Regions from separate parts of the Homo sapiens genome. Here region 2 is linked to region 1. Evidence: read pairs that join two places in POLR2A ChIA-PET (ENCODE). Cell type or tissue: PC-9. All regions are shown on one strand. Each heading gives the region's core, and the rest is flanking DNA. Links, peaks and the distances in the headings are about the cores only. Region 1 overlaps SPIRE1 (spire type actin nucleation factor 1). Region 2 overlaps SPIRE1 (spire type actin nucleation factor 1).

Evidence for each region. Peaks named below come from ENCODE experiments on the same cell type or tissue, not always from the same donor. Only the 100,000 strongest peaks of a DNase experiment are listed, where the experiment ranks them.
Region 2: POLR2A ChIA-PET joins it to region 1 with 14 read pairs; 3 of 35 experiments call an interaction of 5 or more read pairs at or near these places.

What each region holds. Positions count from the first base shown.
Region 1 is chr18:12,449,343-12,457,937 of GRCh38, reverse strand. It overlaps SPIRE1 (spire type actin nucleation factor 1), which reads left to right. Exons shown (of 17, transcript NM_001128626.2): 13 at 3,455-3,592; 14 at 4,800-4,870; 15 at 5,426-5,453; 16 at 5,547-5,683; 17 at 8,042-8,595. The coding sequence ends at 8,300. It also overlaps the pseudogene HMGB3P28. Among named protein-coding and RNA genes, the nearest start is that of PRELID3A, 46 kb to the right of the region's middle. In PC-9, for the core only: no CTCF peak of the experiment used is centred there; a DNase peak (open chromatin) is centred at 4,957.
Region 2 is chr18:12,512,768-12,521,362 of GRCh38, reverse strand. The region is part of intron 4 of SPIRE1 (spire type actin nucleation factor 1); the gene reads left to right. Among named protein-coding and RNA genes, the nearest start is that of PRELID3A, 110 kb to the right of the region's middle. In PC-9, for the core only: no CTCF peak of the experiment used is centred there; no DNase peak of the experiment used is centred there.

The DNA.
Region 1 (8,595 bases), core at 233-8,232:
TGGAGGTGGAGCTTGCAGTGAGCTGAGATCGCACCACTGCACTCCAGCCTGGGCGAAAGAGCGAGACTCCATCTCAAAAAAAAAAAAAAAAGAAAAAAGAAAAGAAAGGTGACTATTCCCATTTCTCTCTGTGGCACAATAACCAAAATTTTACATTATGCTGTCTAATCTCCGTGCTGCCTAACTGACCCCTCTTGAATGGTAAAATATAGCCAGAATAATCATCAAAAAAAAAAAACTCAACAATTTTAGTGACATGCATAGAAGTAAGTTTAAAGTCTTATAGCACATTGTTGTCTTCATTAAAGCGCTCTAAGATTTAGCTTCCCTTTCCTGAATCTGGGAGTCCCATTGACACATGAGCAAGCAAGGGAACTAGAGGTGCGCTAGTGTGGTTCTTTACCCGGCCACATCTGGCCACTCAAACGGGCCGAACACATGCAGTGGGAGCCCCAGGCAGTGCCGTGGTGGGGAAGGGCTCCCGCTCTAGCTGGGGCCTTGAGTGCCCTCCACATTCCAGAGTGCTAATAGCTCTGCGAGATCTGTGGAAGTTTAATTTGGCTTTGGAGATGTCGAATTAATATTTTTGTAAACTGAAAAAAATAATTAAAACTATTTTAGTAACTATTTATCATTTTCTTTTATGTTGCATTAAAGTTTTGTTGTCCTTGGGAAGTCTCCAAAATTAAAACATTAGCATTTGACTGGATGGAAATTATTTCACTAAAGGGTAATCTGCTTGAAAATTTTTAAAAAAGAACAAGAAAGCAAACAAAAATCTACTATTTTTAAATTATATCTCATGATGGCCAGGCGCGGTTGCTCATGCCTGTGATCCCAGCACTTTGAGAGGCTGAGGCTGGCAGATCACTTGAGGACAGGAGTTCGAGACCAGCCTGGCCAACATGGCGAACCCCCATCTCTACACAAAAATTAGCTAGGTGTGGTGGTGCACACCTGTAATCCCAGCTACTCAGGGGGCTGAGGCACAAGAATCACTTGAACCCGGGAGGCAGATGTTGCGGTGAGCCAAGATCATGCCACTGTGCTCCAGCCTGGGTGACAGAGCGAGACCTTGTCTCAAAACGAAAGAAAAATGATTATATCCCATGAAGTACTGGATTTTCATGTGGGTCAAAGCAGTGAGTTGAAAATATGCTTTACTAAGCCCATTTGTGACTCAAGACTGAAGACAGGGAGGTGCAAGCTGCCAGGTCTGTTGTGCCATGCTAGCGTATCCCTACAAATGAAAAAAATCACCATCTGCCTGAAGGGTTTACAGCCCAGTTATCCACATCATAAAGTCAGTTAAGTTGGTACCATCTGCTGTCTTGCTAGCACAAACAATAACAAATCTGGCTATCTGGTTATTTGCTACGTAATAAATCTAGTAGTGTTTCCCTGGTTATGTGCTAGATTCCCACATTATTTTGTTGCAGCATAGCCATTTTGTCATATCGTTAGCCATCAGAAGGCATACCCTACTTATACTCATCACTGATGAATAAAAATAAGAGCAAAACTTCTGAAATACATTAAAAGCTGAGAAATGCCATCATTCGGATGTATTCAGCCAACACTACTTACTTAGTGCACAGTTTTAATGGCCTAACCCTCAAAAAGGCCGTTTATTGTTCCCACCTAACACTACTCTTTTTCTGAGGATGGAGCAAAACAGAGTAGGTATCAGGCACGCTGATTTAATTCTGTCATCTCTGAAAGTAGTTCCTGTTGAAAGAGAAAACTGTGATCGTTAATTTTTTAAATGCGTATTTTAGGCATTTTAGAGCAAATGATATAATCTTTCTGAGTAAACTCATCCCCCTGTCCTCTTATACTAATAAGCTTCTCATGTTAAAAATTCAAATGCAGGATTTTTCCCAAAGCATTTTTAAGCAAATGTAATCTTCCTTAAGTTAGCTTGAACAGAGATGGTTTTGCATTGATTTTTAGTAAGAAGCAGTAGTTCTTCAGACTACTTTTTTAAGTAAAATGCTAATGTTTGACAAGTTTGCAACCTAGATTGATTTTTGTTTTTCTCTGATTGAAAGACAGAACTGATTGTTAAAACTCCATAAACTGACTGCATTCATAGTCATGTGCTTTCTCACTGGCGTGTTGGATTCCTGAGTGCCTGTGAGCGATGCTGTTGTGTGTGTGTGGGAGTGAATTATAATGTGTTTGTGCTGAGAACATTCAGTTTCAGTGTCACTGCACCACAATGGCCCCTTGCAGCCTGGCAGGGTCCGAATGCACAAGACTGTTCTGTCTTTCTCTGAGATCCACCAATCAAGTGCGGGGCCGGATGGGGAGCGGATGGGTGTGAGGCTCTTATTCAATGAGATCAGTTACATCAACATCTTCCGCAGCTGCTTGTAGGGAAACCATTAACACAAGACAGCCAACATAAATATTTATTATGAAATCTTTTACATTTCTCTAGTCTTTCCATTGCTGACTATACATTTAGCATTTGTTGAAAGTAACAACAAATCTAGAGAACTGTGGGGCAGCCTGGAGAGACTGCCTTTTGGATATAAATGCTCCAGTAGTTTCATGTTCCAGTTCCACTCGTACCATTAGGATTTGTAAAGGTGTGCTGATGTAACTGATCACTAAATAATGCTTGTCAGTAAAAATTACTAACCATCTTCTTTTGGCTATTCTGGGTACCACAAATGAGTTTTAAAAACAGGGCCAGGCCAGGCATGGTGGCTCACGCCTGTAATCCCAGCACTTTGGGAGGCCGAAGTGGGCAGATCACTTGAGCCCAGGAGTTCAAGACCAGCCTGGGCAACATGGTGAAACCCCATCTCTGCAAAAAATACAAAAAAATTAGCTGGGCATGGTGGCATGCACCTGTAGTCCCAGCTACTTGGGAGGCTGAGGTGGGAGGATCACTTGAGCCCAGGAAGTCAAGGCTGCAGTGACCCATGATCGCATCACTGCCCTCCAGCCTGGGTGACAGAATGAGACCCTGTTGTGGAAAAAAAAAAAAAGGACCACTGTAGATTTGCTTTTTATCTATTGGTATATAATGTACAACACAACACTAAGTAATGTCTTTTTCATAGGTGTAGAAGACAACTGACACAAAATTGGTTTAGAATAAAATTTTTTTCAAGATTTCAAGCCCTGCTTGAAATATTTCAATATAGCCCTGCTTAACGGAATAGAGTTACTTGAGTCAAAATACCTGAGCAAACGTGAGGAACTTTCATTTATTGGAAATTTCAGTAGATCACTTGGTCCCCACATGTTTTCTGCCATCTTTAGTCTTAGTGTAATTGGAAATGATGTGGTCCCCAGAGGGAGCCAGCTCTGCCCCAGTGGTCATTGGGAAACCTGTTCTCTTCTCTGAAGCTACTAATCAGGGGTCTGATCTGAAGGGAAATTTTGCACTTCCAGAACAGGGGGTAGGAATCTCTTATTCACGTGACATTTTGAATTTCAGGAGGAATTCTGCTACCCAGTGGAATGCCTCGCTCTTACTGTGGAAGAAGTGATGCATATTCGCCAGGTCCTGGTGAAGGCAGAGCTGGAAAAATACCAACAGTATAAAGACATCTACACCGCCTTGAAAAAAGGAAAGGTAGTGCTGTTTAAAGTTGATTGATCAGAAGAGTAGAAGGATGGCCAGTCCCATGCATAGTCTCCTGGGAGAGTTATCTGCTAGCCAGGTGGCACAGACTTTGAGGGGATTTGGGATGTGTGATGTTCATATCCTAGTAGACAGTACATGTGCTGTCTCGTTCACAAGAGGGGGCATTTTTGTTTCTGCCTTAGAAATCAAAACTGGAAGGTTTTCAAGCAACCATAACAAATATCGATATGTCTTCCTAAAACCATGCATGTGGCCAGGCATGGTGGCTCATGCTTGTAATCCCAGCACTTCGGGAAGCTGAGGCGGGCAGATCACGAGGTTGGGATATCAAGACCATCCTGGCCAACATGGTGAAACCCTGTCTCTACTAAAAATGCAAAAATTAGCTGGGCATGGTGGTGCGTGCCTGTAATCCCAGCTACTCGGGAGGCTGAGGTGGGAGAATCGCTTGAACCCAGGAGGTGGAGGTTGCAGTGAGCTGAGATTGCGCCACTGCACTCCAGCCTGGTGACATAGTGAGACTCCGTCTCAATAAAAAAGCCATGTGTGCATTTAGTCATTACACTTTTAAAGGATCTGTAAAGAAAATGTATCTGAGAAGGCCGGGTGCAGTGGCTCACGCCTGTAATCCCAGCACTTTGGGCGGCCTAGGCAGGCGGATCACAAGGTCAGGAGATCGAGACCATCCTGGCTAACACAGTGAAACCCCATCTCTACTAAAGATACCAAAAAATTAGCCAGGCCTGGTAGCAGGTGCCTGTAGTCCCAGCTACTCAGGAGGCTGAGGCAGGAGAATGGCGTGAACCCAGGAGGCGGAGCTTGCAGTGAGCCAAGATCATGCCATTGCACTCCAGCCTAGGCGAAACAGTGAGACTCCATCTCATAAAAAAAAAAAAAAAATGTATCTGAGAAACAGAGGAGGGTTTTTCAGAACCTTCTGCAGATTCCTTCCATGATGAGGAGACACTTAAGAGCTGTGGCCTTTTATTACCTTTTAAAATAGAATTATAATTAAATACAGAGCTACATTATCAGCATCACAGAGCCAGCTGTTATAAACAGGATTTCTGAATTGTCTTCCTCCTCTTGTCTGTTCAGCTTCCCCTATATATAGATGTAAAGCATATTCAAACATGGATATTAGGAAATTTGCTGTTGGCAATGTTTTTTTTCCTCTTAAATTTGTATTTTTTAGCTCTGCTTTTGTTGCCGAACCAGGAGGTTTTCCTTCTTCACTTGGTCTTATACCTGTCAGTTCTGTAAGAGGTAAGGTATTTTGTAATTGATGAAAAGATAAATTTAACAGTCGTAAGAGAAATACCAATTATCTTCCTTATTTCACCATCTTTCTAAACAGGAATAAAATTAGAAATGACTCACTCTGTTACGTTACCTTGTGCTATCCTTGTAGGTTAGGAATATTGATTTCTTAAGAGAGTGAGCCAAATATTTATTTGATATTGAACCTAGAAAATGTTTCTCTGTATGTTACTTCTTTTACATAACTAAGATCATTCTAATAATATGTCATGTTTGAACAGAAAAAAAATAAGATGTGATTATCATGTGATCCCTGGATAGACAAATAAGAAAATTCCAAACACATGTAAGTTGATCCTTTTATAGGAGACAGTGTAAGAGTTAAGTTCTGTAGATTATCTTTTTGGCAATTCAGTGTGTCAATTTGTTACATTCTAATAGAAGAAGGGAGAGTTATGCAGTTTATTGTGGAAACTTACAACTGTACTGCCATAGGCTTCTCTAACTCCCAGTTGCGTCCCCTGGTATCATGCCAAATAACATTTATGATTTTGTTTACAGGCCGGTGTGCTCACAGTGTTGCAAAAAGGTAAGCTAAGCTTGGTTCATTTATACTTGTGTTCCTTTTAGTGACTGCCTCTTTAACGGTACTGCTCATTGCCAGTTTTATTTGGGATAATAGATGCGGCTGCCCTCCAAACCATACTCCACTCTTCCTATCTTTTCATTGGGACCTTCTGCTCTGCAAAGAGGGGAAAGTAGTATGAGGTCAGAAAAACCCTCCACTGCCCATCATCGGCCACTTCGGAGCATTGCCAGGTGAGCAAGGGGCCTGGGTTGTCAAACCATCCTTTGCAGAAGAAGAGTTCTACTCTTGAGGACTGTGGTAGAGTGTTAGGGTTTTGGCTCGAGGGGTTTTTATTGGTTTGTTGGTTGGTTTTAATACAGTTTTACACACAAATCTCCAAAACTTCCCCAAAGGTAACTTTTCAAGGAATAATGGCTAGCTACTTGAAAGATACTTTCATCACAGAGTTTATATTTTTTTCTACTTTAGAAATAACTGTTTTACTGTGTCCTGTAAGAGTCATCTTTAAAACTGACCTTGTTTTCAATGGAGTTGAAAATTGGAATGTAACAGTCTCATCCTTTCCTCCTTGTCTAGTTTTGAAAGGAATCTGTTTAATCCTGTTTACAATGTTCTGCCATAGCTTTGACTGACTTTACTATTATTGTAAAGGCAGAAATAAAGCTTTATGCCAAGAGCTAATAATTTAAAAGAAAAAACATCACCTCAGTATCAGTCCCTTTGCATTTAGTGCAGGGTAAGTTTAGTGTTGGGCCTTAAGAAAGATGGAAGGAGGTAGGCCAGCTCAAGCCTCAAGCTGGCAGGGCCGAGAGGCTGGGCTTTGATCTACCAACCACATGTCCTGGCTCTGTGGACAGCGAGGCGAGGAAGCTGTGAGCCCAGCATGAACCTTGTGCCTGAAACGTCTGCCTCTGTGCTTGGGCTGCCTCCTCTGAGACCTCTGGGTGTGAATTTTCAGTGAGCTCAAGGCAGTGCACATAACAGCTGCTACAGTTTTCCATACTTAACTCTGAACATACTATAGACTACCCATTTATATCCTGTTTGGTTTAGTTAAAATAGTAAATAAGTAGATGATTCCTGGTTATCTCAGACATTCCTGGAAATATTTACTATGATGTTGGTCTGGTTATCTCCAGCTCCTTGGAATCCCAATAAATAATCGCACAAATACAGGGAATTGTTGGGGAGGGAGAAGCTTGTTTGATAAATACATAAATGATGAGAAAACTAGTCAAAATTTAGTTTTTAGGATGTGTCATGGGATTAAGATAAATTTACTTGAATTTCCCGTAGTCTGACCTGCCATCTACAGTTAGCTAATGTTCATTGGGAATCAGATGAATACCCTATTTTTCAAGAATTCTAGAAGGGTGGTTAAGAGTTTTTAGTATTATTTCTTTTTTTTTTTTCAAATGGACAGTCTCTTATTCATCCTCCTCCTCCTCCTCCTCCTCCCCTCCTTCTTCCTTTTCATCTTGTTCATCTTCATCTTCCTCTTCCACCTTTTTCTGGGCAACTTTAGCAGGACCCTTTTCTCCATCAAACTTTCCTTTCAACTTATAGTCAGAAACATCCTTCTCATACTTTTCCTTCAGCTTTGCCGCCTTAGTGGTGTAAGGCTGCTTTTCACTGTCATTTAAGTTATTCCGCATCTCACCCAGCTTTTTTGCCATGTCTCCAATAGAGATGCCAGGGTTTATGAATTTGATCTTGGGGTGGAATTCTGAACAGAGCAGGAAGAATCCAGACGGTGGCTTTTTCGGGGCATTAGGATCCTTCTTCTTGCCTCCCTTAGCTGGTCCATAATCCTTCATTTCCCAGTGGTAGTGTACTTTATCCACCTTTGCCATTTCATCAAATTTAGACTTCTCTTTCCCAGACATTGTCTTCCACCTCTCAGAGCACTTCTTGGAAAATTCTGCAAAATTGACAGAGACCGCTGGGCTCTTCTTCTTATGTTCTTCTCTGCACGTCTGCACAAAAAGGCATAAGCAGACATCTTGCCCTTTGGTTTCTTGGGGTCACCTTTAGCCATCCTGACTGTATTGTTCGATAGTCTGGGCAGTGCCTGTCTTAATAAGACATGTTTTCTGCTTTCTTTCCTTTTCTTTTTTTGTTTTTTGAGACAGAGTTTCGCTTTTGTCACCCTGGCTAGAGTGCAGTGGTGCCATCTCAGCTCACTGCAACCTTCACCTCCCGGGTTCAAGCGATTCTCCCGCCTCAGCCTCCAGAGAAGTGGGGATTACAGGGGCCCACCACCATGCCTGGCTATTTTTTTTTTTTTTTTTTAGTAGAGACTGGGTTTCGCCAAACTCCTGACCTCAGGTGATCTGCCTGCCTCAGCCTCCCAAAGTGCTGGGATTACAGGCGTGAGCCACCGCACTAGGCCTCCTACTTTCTTTTCTAAGTAATATTTTTTAGCCTTGTCACCAATAAGAAATTTTTTTAGAAGGACATATGATTAAATCACTCATCCATTCCATGATGTTTTGACAACAAATTTACTTTTTTTTATACATATTTTCTTAATATTGCAGCAGACCTATAAGTAACAATGCTGGGCTTCTGTTTTGTTTTCACCCCAGGTTCTCCTCAAAATCTAAGTCTATGGACAAATCAGATGAAGAACTCCAGTTTCCCAAAGAGTTGATGGAGGACTGGAGCACCATGGAGGTGTGTGTGGACTGCAAGAAGTTCATTTCGGAAATCATCAGTTCAAGCCGGCGCAGTCTGGTGTTGGCCAACAAAAGGGCCCGATTGAAAAGGAAAACGCAGTCTTTCTACATGTCCTCGCCAGGCCCCTCGGAGTACTGCCCTTCAGAGAGGACGATCAGTGAGATCTGAGCCTCGTGCCTTTCAGCTGCTTTTGTGCTACGAGTCAGCGTCCGTGCGCGAGGACACTGAGCCGGGCTGGCTCTCCTTTCTGTGGTTTTATTTAATGGGCTTGAATTTGCATTAGATCAGATTTTTGCCGCATCACATTGTTCCACAGACTGAATGCTGTGTTCGTATCGATTGATGAAACGTGACAGGTCCGCCAATTGCTCGTTTGCACTGAGAGAGGACAACAGTTTGAAACTTACTTTTGTGTGTGTGTGGCTTTGGAAGCCAGTAGCTACTTCCTTAGTTCAGTTCTTTA
Region 2 (8,595 bases), core at 33-8,032, 64 kb before region 1:
AAACTGTGTCCAAAAAAAAAAAAAAAGTATCTGCTATGTACAACAAAGCGAAAGGCAGTAAAATGAGGTATGCCTGTACATATATTATTTCAGTTAGCCCTATGCAAGAAATCATAACTTGATGAAATTATTGAGCTCGGTTTATCTTAAATAAAACTAAAAAATATTTTACCTAAAATGAAAAACTATATTCATGTATATAAAGTATCTTCTTTTGCTGGGGGAAAAACAGTGTTTTCTAAAATGACTAGGCTGTTATGAAATGGTTTTGTCTGTTTTTAAAATCTTATAGCCACATTTTATAGTCTGTAAATTGGTTGAAAAATCAAATGTAAGTATTTTCCACCCCCCAATCTCTTATCAAGCCAGTAGCCAAATCCGCCAGTGTCATAGGGCCAATTGCATGTTAACTAACTCACACTGGGACACCTGTTTGTGACATGACTTCAACTTATTTTCTGCTTGAATAGCCTTGCAAAGAAAAAGCCCCAAGACGTCTGTCTCATTCACAGATTGAAGGGTATTTTAATCAGCTTTCTCATATTCCTTGCCTATTCCTCACCTCATGCCAACACCTCCAATAATAAAATTCTGGCATTTAAGTTGGCTGGAAGTTTCTTTCTAGACCTAAAATAGGTTTATATCCCTCCAAGTGGTGAACATACCACTTTTTGACAGAAAATCCACCACCAGATGTCTTTTTGTAAGTGTGCCATGTGTTCGTTTTAATGAGATCATTCATCATTTGTAATGTTTAGGGTCCTTGCTGCTGTCTGTCTTTTTTCTGTTTGATTTGTTATTTTTGTTTTGAGTGTTGGTAACATGCCGAGCACTGGTGTCTCATCAGGGAGGAGTAAATCTCTCTCTGACCTCCTGTCATTGCTCTTAGCGCTGCTCTCCCTGTTAAAATGTTTCACAAGAATATTTTACTGAAAGCTCGTGGAAGAACTCTGCCACCTTTCAGATCCTGCAGCTTTTAAAACTTAATTTATTTTTAACAAAAAATTTCACGTGGTTCAAAACCCAGGAGTTGTAAAAATATTACATTAAATTGTACCCTTCTATTTTTGTCTACTACTCACACTCTCCCTATATATGGGCAACAAATATTATTAATTTCTTTTTTATCTTTGCAGAGAGATTTTATGTATAACTAACAAGCGCATATCAGTATTTTCTTCCTTTTTTCACTTTTAAACTTTCCTTTTTTATTTAATTATATGTCTTAGAGATCATTTCATATCAGTAAATAGCTTTCACATCTGTAGGCCTTTATAATCTATTTTGTGGGTATGGTGTAATGAGTTTAACTAGTCCTATATTGACAGCTACTAAGTAATTTCCATTCTTTTTCTATTACAAACAGTGGTGTCATGGATAATTTTTAACCTATTTTTCTTGAGTGTGAACATAAGTGTAAGGTAGATTCCTAGAAGTAGACTTGCTGGGTCAAAGGAAATGTGCATTTATAATTTTTATAAAATATTACACTATTGTCCTTCCTAGAGGTTTAGTAGTTGATACTGTCCTTAGCAATGTGTGAGGCTATCTATTCTCCTACATCTTGACAATGTGTTTTCACAGTGATAAGTGAAAATTAGTATCTTAACAATTTTAATTTGCATTTGTCTTATTGTAAATGAGATCAGATATCTTTTCATGTACTTAAGAATCATTTGTCAATTGCTTGTTCATTTCCTTTGTTCATTTTTCTAATGAGCCATTGGTCTTATTAATTTGTCTTTATTTATTAAGAAAATAACTTTGTGATATAATTTGTAATATTGTCTGTGATATTTTAATGGTCATTTTTATCATCATCACTGCATTTCTATAGGTGTGAAGAGCTGATGAGTATAAAAACAGAAAAGGTGAATGTGTATTAGCAGATAATGTCAGTCCAGCTATGTAGAGCAGAGTCAGTCCAGCTATGTAGAGCGGAGTCAGTCCAGCTGTATAGAGCAGAGACATTTGTTAGAGAGAGAGTGTTTGCGTGTGTGTGTGTGCGTGCGTGTGTGCACATGTGTGTATAGGTACAAAAAATACTGGAAGAATAGAGGAATTCTAGGAATTCCTTTCCTAGAACCTAGAAATGAATTGCTTTCATTTTTATGACTTCATCTATAGTTTTTCTAATTTCTGTAGTGAACCATATAAATTCGAATTAAGTAGTACAGAATATCAATTTATAGTTTAACATTTTACATTTTTTATTCAATAAAATGCTCTTGACTTTTTTCATAATTGCTATAGTTGTTACTTGGCCACCATCCACCCCTCAGGGAGGAGAAGCGTGTTATATCTTTAAGAATGCACCATAAAGTTTGACACAAATATAAATCATATTCTTTAGTACTTATCCATTAACTCTGCATGGGAGACTTCCAGTTATCAGAACAACTGCTATAACTTTTTACTGGGTTTTTGTACCCTAATTTCTGAAATATTAATTTGGGACTAGTCAATGTGATAAAATCTTCTTTCCCTCTTTTCAGATAAAATATATTTGAATTAAAAAGTCATAGCTCATAATCTGTGTGGCTGATATTCATTTTTTAATTTATTATAGACAATATTGTGAAATAATGTCAGTCATGAAATGTATTTAATACTCTTTATGTAAGTAATTTCTTTGTTTTTTTTTGTTTTGTTTTTGTTTTTGTTTTTGTTTTGAGACAGGGTCAGGCTCTGTCACCTATGCTGGGGTAATCTCATGCAGTGATGCAATCTCAGCTCACTGCAACCTCTGCCTCCCGGCCTCAAGCAATCCTCCTACCTCAGCCTCCCGAGTAGTTGGGACTACAGGCATGAGACACTGTGCCTGGCAGTAATTTGTTGCTTTTTTCTTTTCTTTTTTTTTTTTGTGTGTGTGAGACAGGGTCTTGCTCTTTTGCCCAGACTGGAATGCAGTGATGCAATCACAGCTCACTGCACTTCCAACACCCAGGTTCAGGCAGTCCTTCTGCTTCAGCCTCCCAAAGTGCTGGGATTAAAGTTGTGAGCCATCATACTTGGCCTACATTAGCATATTTTAACTGAGTTATTAAAAATGTTGCCCAGTGTGGTTGCTCACGCCTATAATCCCAGCACTTTGGGACTCCAAGACGGGCAGACCACTGAGCCCAGGAGTTCAAGATCAGCCCGGCCAACATGGCAAAACCCTGTCTCTACTAAAAGTACAAAAATTAGCCAGGTGTGGTAGTACATGCCTGTAGTCCCTGCTGCTCAGGAGGCTGAGGTGAAAGGATTGCTTGAGCCCAGGAAGTTGAGGCTGCGGTGAGCCATGATCACACCACTGCTCCAGCCTGGTCAACAGAGTGAGACTCGGTCTCAACAATTAATTAAAAGTTTGTTCAAGGAATTTTTGAAATATATTCCTTATTATAATGCATTTAAAAATGTCTAACTGAAAACATGTACACATGGCATAGGGAAATAAGATAGTTTAAATGGTGGAAATGGTGATCATTAAAATGCTGTCATAAAAAATACATTATTATTTTAATATATGAACATATATGTGAATAAGAAGGATTTAATTAGTAAAGGGGTACTTATATGTGAGCTGATGTTGAACCTACACAAATGGATTAAAATTATTCTCTGAGCATTTGACATACTTCTGATTCACAGAGTAGATTTTGTTTTTTAAGTTGCCAGGAACTGAAAATGTTGGCATTGAGCAGTTCTAATTGCCAGCTTGAGAATGGTAATGTCAGAAATGGGAAGCGTAATTGCCATGTGGGTTCTCCCAATTAGAACTTTCTCACCATATCTCAAGCACAGGTTGACATCTGTTATTACATTTCTGCAAGCAAAAAAAAGAAAAATCATTCAGAAGCTAAAGTATAATTGACAGCTTGAATCTAAAACAAGAAAAATCTGTAATTTACTTTCAAATAACTCATTTGTTTTTACTGCTAACTAGAAAAATTGAGCTTTCTAGCCACATATTTGATCAAGCTTGTTTGATTACAGTATTTATAGATTCTAAGCTATCTACATTGATTTATTGCTGAGTCAGGATTTTGATTTGATGAAGAGGCTAAGGAGAGGTATCATTTTGCAAAACAAATTCACTTAGTATAAAATATTTTTGTGATGGAGTAAAAGTATTCACAATCAAATCCTCATAGGTATTCATTGACATAATAACTAATACCTACTGAATGTTCAATATGGTCTGAACTGAATGCTGTGTTTCATCTGTATTCTTCTGGTATATTTCTTCTATAAAATCCAAAAGATAGCTATTATTATTTGCACTTTAATATATGAGAAAATCAAACAGGATTACAGCAATTTAAAAATTTCCCCAAAGTCACGCAGCTGGAAAGTATCTGAGCTACAGTTTGTGCTATTGTTCAGAAAAACAAAGAAATGTGAAATTCTTGGACCATTTCAATTGTCTTCAATGTTATAAAGAACAGATAGTTTTTCTTAGTGGCAATGAGTGAGGGATTTGATCACAGCACAAATAAAGGTAGAGATGTAGGCAGGCCTAACAGTGACACCCTCCTGACTACATTTAGTCAGGGATGTGTCGGAGAATAGTAAAAATTAAGGTTGGGTGGAAAAGGGGCCCTGTTTTGGGGGGCATTGAAGCAAAAGAGTTTGGATTGAATATATTTTGCTGCTTCTCACACTATTCTACCAAAGTACCCCTAAGACATAAAAGCATGAACTCATATTTGTAGACTATTAAGGACATATTAAATCGTAACTTTCAGTTGCAGATGACAGAAACCCACTCAAATAAGCATGGGCAGAGTAGGGGAGAGATGTATTGGCTCACATAATTAGGAAGTCTAAGGGTACAGCTAGTTTTAGGCATAGTTGGATCCAGAATCTCAAAGGCTGTAATTAGGGCTGGCATGCTCCCTCCCTTTCCTCTCCAACCCTTTCCAGGACAGTCTCTTACTACCGTCTGCAGCCCTATTCTCACACTCTATCAATTTAGAACTCTGGCAGCAAATCTTTTCTGTTAATTGGGGCAAAAAAGTCTTAGAGGAAGATTTGGAGTCATATACCCACTTAGTAACCAGTCACAGTGGCCAGGAGATAGGCTGTGCTGGCTGGTCTAGGTCATGTTCTTACGCTTGTAAATAGGAAGTGAGGTACTGGGTCAGCCCTGCTCAAACCGTATGGGATGCATTTCTCAACAGAAGGATCTTTATCAGAGGAAGGAGCAGGGAGGCTTTCTTGAAAAATTAATGCTGTCCACTGAAGACTTGCTCGTCTAGTGCAAGTTAAAATATCTTTGACATAGTGGATTTTACTTTTGAAATTCATGTAAGTTTTGTCTGAGATGTCTGTTGTAATATTTTTTTAATGTTTCATGCTGTGGATTAAGCTCCCCTAGGATTTCCCTGGGAGACTCCTAGGGGTAAAATTTGAATTCAGGAGGTTTTATTGGGGCATGCTTTTGGGAACACCTATAAGGAATAAGGAAAGCAGGATTGAGCAGAGGGAAATGTTGAAATGTGATGCAGATGCAGCAGAGGCCTCAGCCGATCCCACAGGGAGCTCAGCAGCTAGGGGTGGTTCTTCAGAGATGTCCCAAATTGAAGCAAGGAGGCCTGATCTTTGTACTTCCTCACAGACCAGTGACTGGATATAGGTTACTCTAGGGAGGATGTAACTTTGACAAAGCAGCTTCCTTTGGCTAAAGGGCAGTTCCTGAGGAGGGTTAAGTAGTGAGCCTTTAGCAGACATCTCTAGCCACTAGTGGAAGAGGACGTTGTTCCTGAAACAGAGGGCAGCTTACCACAGCTTTCATTACATTAATTCCAGGAAAATATGTCATGTTTATCTGTTGTTTTATTAATATTTTGTTTTATTTTTTTGAGACAGGGTTTCTCTCTGTCGCCCAGGTTGGAGTGCAGTGGTGTGATCTTAGCTCACTTGTAGCCGCAACCTCCCAGGCTGAAGTGATTCTCCTACCTCAGCCTCCTGAGTAGCTGGGACTACAGGCAAGCGCCACCACACCCGGCTAATTTTTTGGTTTTTTTGGAGAGACAGGGTCTTACTGTGTTGCCCAGGTTGGTCTTCAACTCCTGGCCTCAAGCAGTCCTCATGCCTCAGCTTCCCCAAATATTGGGATCATAGGCATGAGTCACTGCACCTGGTCTGGAATTTAAAAAAAAAAGAAAAAAGTATGGGCTTATAAAGATGAGTTTATTCATCATGATTTCAGCTTTTTTCATATTTTTATGGTTTATAAGCTCCTGGGTAAGCAGTATATTGCTTCTGTGGGATCAGCCTTTGGGTGACAAGGGAGAATATGGCAGAAAGAACGTGTTTCCAAGTGGGCATGTGTCAGCCCCACCCCACATTCCATTATGTCTAAGGAAAGGAGGGTTGTTAGAAGGTTGGTCCATTTATGCGTACTTGATTTTCTCAGGCGCTAAGGTTCCAAACCAGCTTATTTGATGCTGGTTGAATCTTGTTGACCTGTTTAATACTATAATTACCTCTTTTCTTCTGTATGGTATTAGAAATGCATTTCTTTTTCTTCTTTATTTTATTTTACCTATTTATTCATCCACCTATTGGCTGAATGAGACACTTAAATGTAATGTGAGCCTGGGTTGAAGATTTATTTTCCTAAAACGCAGAGCATGTGTTTCTGTGTGGCAGATAAGATACCGCTCCCCAACTTCCCTAGGGGATTCTGAATTTAGAGGAGAACATAGATTTTTCTCTGAATATTACTCCCTCTGATTGAGCTTCCTCTTACTAAAGTTGACTTGGTAAGGGCTATTAAATAGGTTTAAGTATTTAAACATGCATGGTTGAAAGTGTCTTAATCTACTTAATGAAGAAATATTTACTAAGCACCTATTCTATGCAAGGCTATTCTGGAGATTTGTGAATCCCATCAGTGAACAAAATACAAAAAAAAAAAAATTCTTCTTTCCTAAAGTCTGAATCCAGCAGGAGGTGGTAGACAGTAAACATATGAAATAAGTACATTCTGTAGACCACTAAAAGGTAGGAAGAGCTATGGAAAAAGACATAAACTAGAGTAACTGCTAGTAGCTGGGGATGGGGCTTGGAATTTGGTCAAGATAGACCCCGTTGAGAAGGTGACGTTTGCACAAGTGTGTAACAGATATGAGGTGATTCAGTCTGGATATTTGAGATGTAAAGCATTCTAGGAAGAAGGTGGCAGCCAGTGTGCATACCATAAGGCTGGAGTGGGAAGAAATAGTAGGAGATGAGGTAAAGTGTGGTGACTCAAGGCTATAATCCCAGCCGTTTGGGAGGCTGAGGCAAGGGGATCGCAAGCTGACGAGTTCGACACCAGCCCAGGCAATATAGTGAGACCCTATCTGTAGAAAATACAAAAATTAGCCAGGCATAGGGGTGCACACCTGTAGTGCCAGTTACTTGGGAGGCTAAGCTGGGAGAATTACTGGAGCCCCAGGAAGTGGAGGCTGCAGTGAGCCGTAATTGCATCACTGCACTCCAGCCTGAGCAACAGAGGAAGACCCTGTCTCTAAAAATAAATAAATAAATCTTAAAAATAAATATTTCAGACCGGGAGCAGTGGCTTATGCCTGTTATCCCAGCTCTTTGGGAGGCCGAGGCGGGTGGATCACCTGAGGTCAGGAGTTTGAGAACAGCCTGACCGACATGGAGAAACCCTGTCTGTACTAAAAATACAAAATTAGCCAGGCGTGGTGGCGCATGCCTGTACTCCTAGCTACTCGGGAGGCTGAGGCAGGAGAATCGCTTGAATCCGGGAGGTAGAGGTTATAGTGAGCTGAGATTGCACCATTGCACTCCAGCCTGGGCAACAAGAGCAAAACTCCACCTCAAATAAATAAATAAATAAATAAATAAATAAATAAATAAATAAATAAATAAAGTTAAGTATTCATTATTCTCATATAAAACAAGCTAGATTTCATACAGTGCATTTAAACAGTCTTTTGATCAACGTGGGGATTAGGGAAAAATTTTTTTAAAACTCAGTTTAAGTGCAGGCAGGCACATAGCTCAGCAAAAAGTAAATATATTAGGGTTGAATTACTGTAAGTAGAATTGCTGTATCATAAATTTAGAATTAATATGTGAATATATTTTAGCAACCAAGATTTTCTTAAAGTTGCAAGTGTTGAATTGATGCAGTTTGAGGCATTTTTATCAATTAAAATGTACTCATCAAATTACTTGATAAATATATATTGAGCATCAGCAAGTGCCAGTGCTTGTGTGGCCTCTGAAGATGGGATTCTGCCTCATGAAGTCTAGAGGGAAGGCACTAATATGTGTAAAATTACAATGTTGATAAGAGCTGTTAGAGGTATAATGGTGCTATAAAATTTTAAAATAGGAGGATTTTGACTTATTCAGGGAGGAAGGGAAGGCTTCTCTGAAGAATCGATGATTCTGTTGAGTGTGATATCTGAAAGGAAGAATGAAAGTAGACAATGAAAGAGACCAGCCATGGGGTGAGGAAAGGAGAGCATCCGGGATCAGATTGCTTCAGAAGCCCAGGCAAAATATGATGGTGTTTAGAGTAATGGATTTGTAGTAGAGATGAAAAGAAGAGAGCTTAAGTTAAAAAAAAAAAAAAAAAGAAAAAGA